Regions from separate parts of the Homo sapiens genome. Here region 1 is linked to region 2. A link is an interaction called in ENCODE POLR2A ChIA-PET data of the cell type or tissue named here. Cell type or tissue: PC-9. All regions are shown on one strand. Region 1 has its middle 21 kb from the start of SRGN. Region 2 overlaps TSPAN15 (tetraspanin 15).

Region 1 (5,000 bases), 390 kb before region 2:
TCGGGATTTCGAGACCAGCCTGGGCAACAAGTTGAAACCCCATCTGTACTAAAAATACAAAAATTAGCCAGGTGTGGTGGAACGTGCCTGTAATCCCAGCTACTCGGGAGGCTGAGGCAGGAGAATCGCTTGAACCTGGGAGGTAGAGGTTGCAGTGAGCCGACATTGCGCCACTGCACTCCATCCTAGGTGACAGAGTGAGATCCTGTCTCAGAAATAAATAAATAAACAAAAATAAAATAAAATGTTTAAACACACAGCAAAATGGAAAGAATCCTACAGTGAGCAGCTGTGTATCTACCACCTAGATTCTATCTTGGACATGTGACTATGCTTTGTCACACATCAATCCCAACACTCATTCCTCTAACATCAGGATTTCTTAAAGCCTCAATTCCCCAATATTCAGCCACGTTTGAGAACCAAGAGCTAGAGTTTCTGGGCTCCTGCTCTGTAAAGCTCTTTCTGGCTATGATCTGGGGTTCTCTGTGATGCCCTCCCCATCCCTAAGGGTTTGTTGAACAAGAATACATGCATTTATTGAGCACCTACTGAGTACCATTGAGGCTCCCCTTTCCTTGAGCTGACTCTAGTGGTAGATTTCTTCTTCCGAAATGTTTTAAAGCCAGGAAAATTCAGACTAAGGAGCCCCGTGTACTCAGTGTGAGGTCCTCTACTGGTGGGGAGGGTCTTGCTGTGCCACCACCACCAAGACCTGACGATCTGGAGGTGACTTGTCCCAGACCTCCTATCTAACAAAAGACTGGGAAGAAATGAAGCTTCTGGAGAGGGATCCCTATTCGCTCATTCCAGGGTACTCTCCAAGCTGTCATTGTGGGTTCTGTATCCTGCCCTCAGAGCTCAAGGCTTTATAGGGTCAAGCAAACTGCTCTTCGGAGTACAGTGTGATTCTATGTGATAAATGCTCTGCCAAATCAACCAAGGTTTGCAAAGCACTGGACGTACACTTTGGAGGGGAAAATAATACAGGGCTCTGCTGTGTGGAAGCTTCCAGAAGAGCGAACCTGACCAAGAACCATCCCTCCCTCCCCACACCATGGGTGTACAGCTGGCCCTCTGGGGCCTTGGAGTATAGAGGAAGAGGGAGAACCCACAGACATGCATAAGCTTGCTCTAGGCTGCCCGGGTTTCCAGCTGGGCACCTTTGGTTTTTCTTCCACTTCAGCTTCTGGCAGCTGGGGTTGGGGTAAGGGACCAGAGAGCTGCATTTATGTAGGAGACAGTCTTGGTGGGGTGGAGTAAATGAATGTGTGCTCTTGTTTTTGTTTCTAGGGAAACAGTGGAAAAGTTGCTAAATGTGGAAACCCAAGCTGTGGGTCTCTTTCTGGGGTTTCTTTCTCATCCTCTGTGTGGAGTGGCAAGTGGAGAGGAGAAAGTTTCAGAGGGAAGCCAACCCACGCAGTAATTCCCCCAGGGACACAGGCTGAACTTGCAATCCCAGCGGGCAGGAGGCGGGTTCGGGATTTCCTGGCTGGTCAGTAGGGTTAGAGGGTTCATTCTGAAATAAAGGGGGTTTTCCCTCCATCACCAATGAGATCAGAAGAGCTACCGTTTGGAAATACAACCCTGTGTGGAGGTAGTTTCAGCTCTGCTGGTGACTAAAGCTTGGGAGTGGGGACTTCCTCAAACACTTTTCTTCAGTCACTTTGAAAATGTCTGACTCTTCTGGCTCCCTCAGACTGGAGTCTGTTTTGCTGGGGCTTTTAGTGTGACTCATTTTGTATGTCTTCCAAGGTGTCTTCACATTTAACAAAAATGGTTTGCTGGTTTCTTGTGTCTTTAAGGCCCAAGGACCTTAAGCTCTGTGAGGACCATGGCTGCCTGGTGACTCGCTGGGCCTCCAGTGACCTCAGCACAGGACCTGGACAGACTGTGTTCTCCACATACATGGCTTGTTCCACAAACACTGCAGTTTTCCACAACACCAACCAACCCACCAAACAAACAACCCAAATCACGCCAGTCCTGTCATGGGGAATGGTTTTGTCATTTTAGCACATGAACCAGAATGGCAGGAGCCAGGAGAGAAAAGCATGTAGCTCTTCCAAAAAAGCTAATAAGGAAGATTAGGCAGGAAGATACAAAAATATAAATGGTAGAAAAATACAATCTGGTAAGCATGTTGTGATTGCTACTACTCTAAAACATGATGTAGTTAAAAACTGGGCCAGGCATGGTGGCTCACACCTGTAATCTTAGTGCTTTGGGAGGCTGAGACAGGAGGATTGCTTGAGCTCAGGAGTTGGAGGTTACAGTGAGCTATGATTGAGCCACTGCACTCCAGCCTGGGTGACAGAGTGAGACCCTATCTCTAAAAATCCAAAACAAACAAACAAAACTGGCCGGGCTCAGTGGCTCATGCCTGTAATGCCAGCACTTTGGGAGGCCGAGGCAGACAAATCACCTGAGGTCAGGAGTTCGAGACCAGCCTGGCCAACACGGTGAAACCCTGTCTTTATTAAAAAAGTATAAAAATTAGCCGGGCATGGTGGCACGTGCCTGTAATCCCAGCTACTCAGGAGGCTGAGGCAGGAGAATCACTTGAACCTCCCGGGAGGCAGAGGTTGCAGTAAGCTGAGACTGCGCGCCATTGCACTCCAGACTGAGTGACAAGATCAAAACTCTGTCTCAAAAAAAAAAAAAAAAAAAAAAAAAAAAAAAAGAAAAGAAGAAAACCTGGAAGGCAAAGGCAAATGGAAATGATTGTGTTAGTGAGATTACGGGCAGCGACCGTTAAAGGTTTTTCTTAAATTCTAAATGTTACACCATTATTGCAATATAAAAACCAAACCTTTGTGGCTATACTTCATGATGGACACAGCCAGGGCTTGCATGGCAGAAGTCCTTTGGTGTCCTGGCTAGATGAAACTACTTGAGGAATGGGTCCACTTTTTTCATGCATCTCCCCATGGCCTCACACCTAGTAGGACCACACCTAGCACATAATAGGTGCTCAGTAAATACTCATTGAATTAGTGGTTCAGTGTGCAGATTATGCCAAAGGGTGACATCTTTTTGGAGGTACCCAGGGGCATTCTTTTCGGTGAGGGGACACAACAAACGATTATTACTGTACTTGAGAGGTGCTTAGGGGACAAGTTTTCTCTCGTTGCTCAGGCTGGAGTGCAGTGGTGTGAACATGACTCACTGCAGTCTCAACCTCCTGGGCTCAAGCGATCCTTCCACCTCATCCTCCCAAGAAGCTGGGACTACAGGTGTGCACCACCATACCCAGCTAATTTTTAAAGATTTTTGTAGTGACGGGGTCTCTCCATGTTGCCCAGGCTGATCTTGAACTCCTGGGCTTAAGCAATCTTCCCAGCTTGGTCTCCTAAAGTACTGGGATTATAGGCATGAGCCACCTTGCCAGGCCTCCAGAGGCATTTTGATTGGAAGAGAAGACTTGGGAAAAGAAATTGTATCTGACCTGAAAACCACCATCCAAAGGAAAATAAGTCTTGTCAACTCTCATCTTGATTGCATATAAGTTGGTTCTCTTCAATTAATGTGATTTAGTAAATGTATTATCAAATTACTTATCTGTTTATTTGAACTCCTAAGCTTTTCCGCATGTAAATAAAATCACAAAAGAGGAGGAAATACCCCTTGTTAGATGTGGGACCTCATTCTGAGTCCAGAGTCCAAGGAAGGTGATGAAGCCTTGCTCTCAGGGAGGAGCGGCTGCCTAACTCATGTCTCCTTGTGGCTCAGGACCCAGAATCGGTCACCACAGGATGGCCTCCCTCTTGCTTCCAATGCAGGCATCTGTGGAGCTGAGCAGCAAGGTGTTTGCTGCCAGCTCTCCCTTCCTGGGGTCTTGGTGCCTGGGTCCACAACTAGGCCAGCCTCACCAGCACCTTTGTCAGGACATGGGTGGACTTGGCTTGGCGGGGAGGAGCAAGTGGGATGTTTTTGGCATGGTTTGATATTTGCTAACTGGTAAAGGTCTTGCTCCAAATATTCCCTCACCAACCACTTCTGTGTCTGAAATCCCTGTCAGTCTTTGAGAGCAGGGTTTTGAAGATCCCTGCTCAGGTACAGATCTGGAAAGGGGGCCTTTCTGAGCCATTTCTTTAAGGGAAAAAGGGCTGCAAGGTGACTCCACTCTGGGGAAAATGAACCACCAAGTCAGGTTGGAAGGAATTGTGTCTGGGAGCTATTCATGATGTGTCCCTAGCCAGGGAGGCTCAGACCAAATTCTGTCTTTCCTAGTGAGTCTGCCTGGACTACTGATATTAATTCATACACACCGCTAGTTGGTTGCTCAACTTGCAAGACCCTGAGAGAATGGAATGCAATACAGACAACCGTTGGCTTCTTACCCATTGTTTCCCAAGCAGTGCACGAAGCCCTCTACATGTGATATTCTCTTTCTTTTTCCTTCCTTTTTTTTTTTTGAGACAGAGTCTCATTGTCACCCAGGTTGCAGTGCAGTGGCACAATCTTGGCTCACTGCAACCTCCGCTACCCAGGTTCAAGCGATTCTCCAGTCTCAGCCTCCCACGTAGCTGAGACTACAGGCGTGTGCCACCATGCCCAGCTAATTTTTGTATTTTTAGTAGAGATGGGATTTCGCCACGTTGACCAGGCTGGCCTCGAACTCTTGACCTCAGGTGATCCACCCACCTCGGCCTTTCAAAGTGCTGGGATGAGCCACCACGCACGACCCACGTGATATTCTCTTTCAATTTTCCCAACAACCATGTGAGGTAGAAATATCCCTACTTTATAGGAACAAAAATGGAGGCTCAGAGATAAGCCACTTGCCCAGTGTCATGCGGCTAAACATAGTTATGCTGATTAACAGCTAGTACCATTGAGTGCTGCGGGCCAAGGCACTACAAAGGATTCCTGTTTCAACTCACTTGATCCTCATTACATGCTTGTGGAACCCCCTTTTAACAGATGTGGAAACTGGAGTACAGGGAGGTTAAACAGGCTCTCCGAGGCATTCAGCTGGCAGACGTCAGATGTCAGCC
Region 2 (5,000 bases):
ATATATTTTTTATTTTCCAGGCACATAGGTTCAAGTTGCCCTGAATATGCACGCCTTTAAATTTATTTTTAAAAGGAGGCTTTATATCAGTATTATGAATGGGAAACCAAGACGCCCATCATAAATAGCAGGTAAAGGTTTAAAATAAGTACAGTACAGGGAAAACAAAACAATGATACTAAATCCTAGCTGGATGTCATGGGTGCTGAAGGCTGTGACCCTGACGCCTACCCTCTCTGTTCAAAAGGTAGGTTGGCAAGTGCTTGAGGGGCTGAAAGACAAACTAGCACCCAAACTGAGACCCGCTCCTTGATGCAATCGGAGGGGTCGAAAGGGCATTGAACGAGGAAAGCTCAGTCTGTAAGTCCCTATGATAGGTATACCCCTAAACCACTTATGGTTATCTGTCCCACACTCAGGGCCCTCTTGTTTTCGGCAGGGAACTTTGGGGCTGCAAAAGGGTGTGTTTGAGGCTCACTTGTCAGAGCTGGCATGTACCCCAGGTCCCTGCATCCTCAGGTAGGTGCTCCTTGGCCCTTCCAGTAAGTCATGGGGATGTCTGCGGGAGAAATGAGCTCACGCTGAGGCACTTAGAGCCTCCTTTTCCCACCACACAGGGTGAATCATTCTGACACATGCGCCCTCAGCCCATTGGGGACACACCTCTAATTTTAGCACTGCCCACGGGGTATCTTAGAGATCCGTTTACAGGACTGCTTTTCCTTGCTGGACTGTGGGCTCCCAGAGGTCAGGATTGTAGTTCATCCATATCCTCCTCTGAATGCTGCCCCTGGGGCCTGTGCACACAGTAGGTGCTCAGGGGAGGCATGTTGCATGATGGTGATTGAGTCCCACTTGTACCTACAAGGCGAGGATCCAGCTTGGGGCAGAGGCCTGGCTGGGGGTGTAACCCGCAGTGGTCAGGTCTGCTGAGGCCTTGACTTTGCAAAGTGGGCAGGGCTGATCATGGTGCTACGGACTCTCCACAGAGCACCAAGCCTGTTTCCTTGATAACAGGGTAGGACTTTCAAGTGGGTAAAGGTGTCATGGCTGGGGAGTGTTGACTAATCAGGAAGAAAAGGACTTGGTGGGAGTTGGGGGCAAGTAGGGAGGAGCTGAGGGTGGGTAGGTGGTGGAGGCAGCAAATGCCAGAGGCAATAGGAACTCTTTCTGGGCTTTCTCCAAGGATGAACCTGCTTATTAGAGCTTGGCCTGTGATTTCTTACATTTCTTATAGTTTAATGGTTAAGAGTGTGGGCTGTGTACCAGGTTGCCTGGGTTCAAATCCCAGCTCTGACACTTAAAGGTTAAGTGGCCTAGACATAACTTCCATGCACCTAACCTACCTGAAGAGTTGCTAAGCAGATTAGATGGATTAATACATCTGAAGAGCTTAGAGTGGTGCCTGGCACATGATGAACACTCCATCAACTAGTCATGGATTAGTCGTTCTTTTCCTGCCTTCCTCTCTAGCCTTGCTGCTCAAGAGCCATAGACTAAGAATGAGAAGGGCTGTTAAAGACACCTCTAGTGCAGCCTTTTAAATTTACCGATAAGAAATCAGAGGCCTGAAGAGAAGTGAGTTGCCTGAAAGCCCACAGCAAGTCAGTGACAGGCCAAGACCAGATCCAGGCTGCCTGACTCCAGTTTCTTCCTCGGGCCCCCATGACCTTTCCAGGCGCCATGTATGTTTCTCCCTGGTCTCAGGGTGAGGGTAGAAGATAACCTTTCTGAAAGAGGCCACGTCCCTGGCCTCCCAGTGAAGCACTAGGTGAAGCCAGGCCAAAAAGAAAGCACTTCTCTGGAGACAGTTTCCAGGAGATTTTTACTTTCGAGAAGAGCTTTATTATTTTTGTGAAAATCATACATGCGCATAGCTTAAAAGATTCAAGCCATTTGGGAAAGTACAACGAAAACAGCAAAAGTCCCCTTTGATTCTACCACTGGGATTCAGCCACTGTTATATGTTGGTAAACATCCATCTGGACATCTTGTACATATATGTAGACATTTTATTTCTTTAATTATCTTTCTTATTGTGTTTGATTTGTCGAGCAAAGTTCATTTTCTGGCTCTAGGTAAGCATTCCAAATAGTGAAACTCAAATAGTGAAGCTGAAAGTGGGGCAGCCTTCATATTGGAGAAGTGGCCAGCCGTGCCTAACGGGCTGTCAGAGATGATCTCATAGCATCAGACTGGGCTCAGGCCTCGGGCACAGAGAGGTCCTCCCCTCCCCCAGTCTGGCCACAGAGCCTTTAAAATCCAGAGAATCAGGGCTGCAGCCCTGCCAGGGGTTTGGAGAACCTTCCAACACCTTCATTTTATAGATGAGCAAACTAAGGCCCTGAGAAGTGTCCTTCGCTCTTAACCTAGACTTTGTACATGGTCTCGTTCCCCGCTTTAATAGAGGAATTGCTTTATGTCGTAGGACTGGACCTTGCTGCCTTTGGGTTGGTTCCTGGAGAAGCAGGAATAACCACCTGCCCTCCTGCCCGGAGGCCTTTCTTCCCAGGTGACTCACAGTGCCACCCTGGGGTGGGGCTCACGGTCAACCTGATAAGGGACTGATAATGAAATTTCTGTACCAACTGGCTCCACACAGGGGAAAGATGTTTTCTGGGTAAGTCTGGTCAGAAGAGGTTGATGGGGGGAAAACAAAACAGACAAAAAAAAAAAAAAAAAAAACAACAACAAAACAACCTTTCCCAGAGAGAACTTTTAGATGTGAATGGGTTTGAATTGACTTCTTGTTGGAAGGCAGGAGCATTCAGTCTTAACCAGCCGTGCTCTCTGGTTGGTTGGTTTGTTCATTAAGTCAACAAATAGTTATTTGATGCCTACTGAATGCCAGGCACTGTGATACCGTGATAGGTGTGGGAAGCAACTATGAACAAGACAGGTTTAGTCCAGGCCTTGGAAGACAGAGCAGTAAATAAATATCACTTGTGATAGGTGCTAAGGAGAAAATTAGGGAGCAAGTGGGGAGGGATGGGCGTTTCCACTTTCGATGATGTGGTCAGGGAAAGCCTTTATGAGGAGCTGACATTTCAGCTGAAGCTCAAATAGAGAAGGAGCCAGCCATAAAGACTTGTCCAGAGCATCCCAGGCAGAGAGAGCCATGAGTTCAAAGTCCCTGAGGCAGGTCGCAAGCATGGCTACAGCAGATGAGGAAGCCCGGGAAGGGCTGCGCTGTGGGTGGAGAGGGTGGCAGGGGCCTGGCTGTGTGAAGAGTTTGGGGTTCGAGTGACTGAGAAGCAGGGTTTCATTGTCAGGCCCTGTGGTCTTGCCATCCAGAGACCTAGATCAGGTGTTGGCTATTCTGTGTGACACTGGGTAAAGGACCAGCTCTCTGAGCCTCCGAGATGCCTCCTCTGTGGGTACCCCAGAGGGCAGTGGGGAGGATCCTGTGAGATGAGAGGTGCCAAAGCACGGGGCCTACTCTAGGGTCCCCCACCCACGGAGGGAGGGAGACTCTAGGCACCCCCCCCCCACGAATGGAGGGAGACTCTAGGGCTCCCTGCCCACGGAGGGAGGGAGAGTCACCTGGGAGCCTTGCATTGCTCAGGGGTAGTTGGGGAGATGAGATGAGATGAGATGAGATGAGATGAGATGAGATGAGATGAGATGAGAACCTCTGGAATCCGTCTTGTCAGAGGAGGCTCCTTTGCCCCTGGGGGTACTCAGCCTGCCTAGAACAGATGGCTATGGAACCAACTCCTCCAGCCAGCTGGTCTGACCCCTAGGGTGTGCATGTGGTCTTTTCCAGAGGCTGGGCCCCTCCCACCCCTTAGTTTCTGGGCTACCATGGCACACTGTCAGAAGCACTAGGCCACAACAGGCACGCGGGGCCAGGCAGGCCGTCTGAGAAGTGTCCTGCTAGGCTCTGAGGGGTCCCAGCCCTCGGTCAGCATGAGTTGTTCAGCTCCAAGCTAGGCCCCTGGGCTGGTGGAGGTGAGGAAGAGACACCGTAGAGACACTGTAGACTTACGATGTCACCTTCCCCAGCTAGAGGGTTGGCCTGTGAAGGAGCTGGCAGCCATCTCTGCCTCTGGCGATGTGCCATGTTAGCCCAGGAACTAAGGGGTGGGAAGGGCCCAGTCCCTGGAAAAGACCACATGCACGCCCAAGGGGTCAGACCAGCTGGCTGGAGGAGCTGGTTCCATCAAGGGCCAGTCTGAGCTAGGCTGCCTGACTGTGGTGGCCTGACCACCACATTTTGCTTCATCTCTTTGGATTCTCAGAGTGACCCTTGAGCTGGGCTGGACAGGGGGTCTTGTCCTGTTTTACAGAGGAGTCTTTGGGAGGACTCTGAGGGCTTCACTGGGCAGGGAGGCCTCGCAGAGAGGAGTGGAGATGAGTCTTAGGAGAGGGAGGGCGGGCTACAGAATGTTTTTTGGGCCTGAGTGTTGAGGTCAGAAATGTCCTCTGGGAAGACCAGGTCTGGAGGCCAAGCAGAGCTGAGGAGGATGAGCACTTCTTGGTTGGCGGGTGAGGAGAAGGTCCATGTGACAAGTCATGGACAACTCTCTGTGCCTTGGTTTTCTTGTCTGCTGGGAGGGGATAACTGTTGTGCTGCCCACAGGGGTGAGGCTTAGATGAGGCAGTGCCCACAGAGCGCTGAGTGGGCATCTGGCTGGGTAACCGTTCATGCAGATGCTGGGAGGAGACGCCGTCTGCCACGTGTCTCACCACAGTTTGCTTCATCTCTTTGCATTCTCAGAATGACCCCATGTGCCTTGTCCCATTTTATAGAGGAGGAGACTAAGGCCCTGAGCGGGGAAGTAACTTGTGTGAGAACCATCATTTGCATGTGTTCCTGGGACAAGAACTGTTTCACTGTGGGAAAGGTTACTGTTGGGTTTTAATTTTTTCCAAAAGGGACTTTCTCGCCAAGACATTTGCATCTGGGCCTGCAGGGAAGCAAGTATTTCACTGGAGGGTGGAAGGAAAACAGCCTTGGCCCAGATGGGCTTGTTTTTCCCTCTTCAGAGCCCTCCCAC

Evidence for each region. Peaks named below come from ENCODE experiments on the same cell type or tissue, not always from the same donor. Only the 100,000 strongest peaks of a DNase experiment are listed, where the experiment ranks them.
Region 1: POLR2A ChIA-PET joins it to region 2 with 5 read pairs; 2 of 35 experiments call an interaction of 5 or more read pairs at or near these places.

What each region holds. Positions count from the first base shown.
Region 1 is chr10:69,064,433-69,069,432 of GRCh38, forward strand. No RefSeq gene overlaps it. Among named protein-coding and RNA genes, the nearest start is that of SRGN, 21 kb to the right of the region's middle. RefSeq lists enhancers at 1,001-1,140, 1,641-1,840, 3,193-3,362, 4,589-5,000 and a cis regulatory region at 3,278. In PC-9, no CTCF peak of the experiment used is centred here; no DNase peak of the experiment used is centred here; H3K27ac peaks cover 513 bases.
Region 2 is chr10:69,456,441-69,461,440 of GRCh38, forward strand. All of the region lies in intron 1 of TSPAN15 (tetraspanin 15), which reads left to right. Among named protein-coding and RNA genes, the nearest start is that of TSPAN15, 7.5 kb to the left of the region's middle. In PC-9, no CTCF peak of the experiment used is centred here; DNase peaks (open chromatin) are centred at 631, 2,151, 2,501 and 2,871; H3K4me3 peaks cover 1,788 bases; H3K27ac peaks cover 4,828 bases.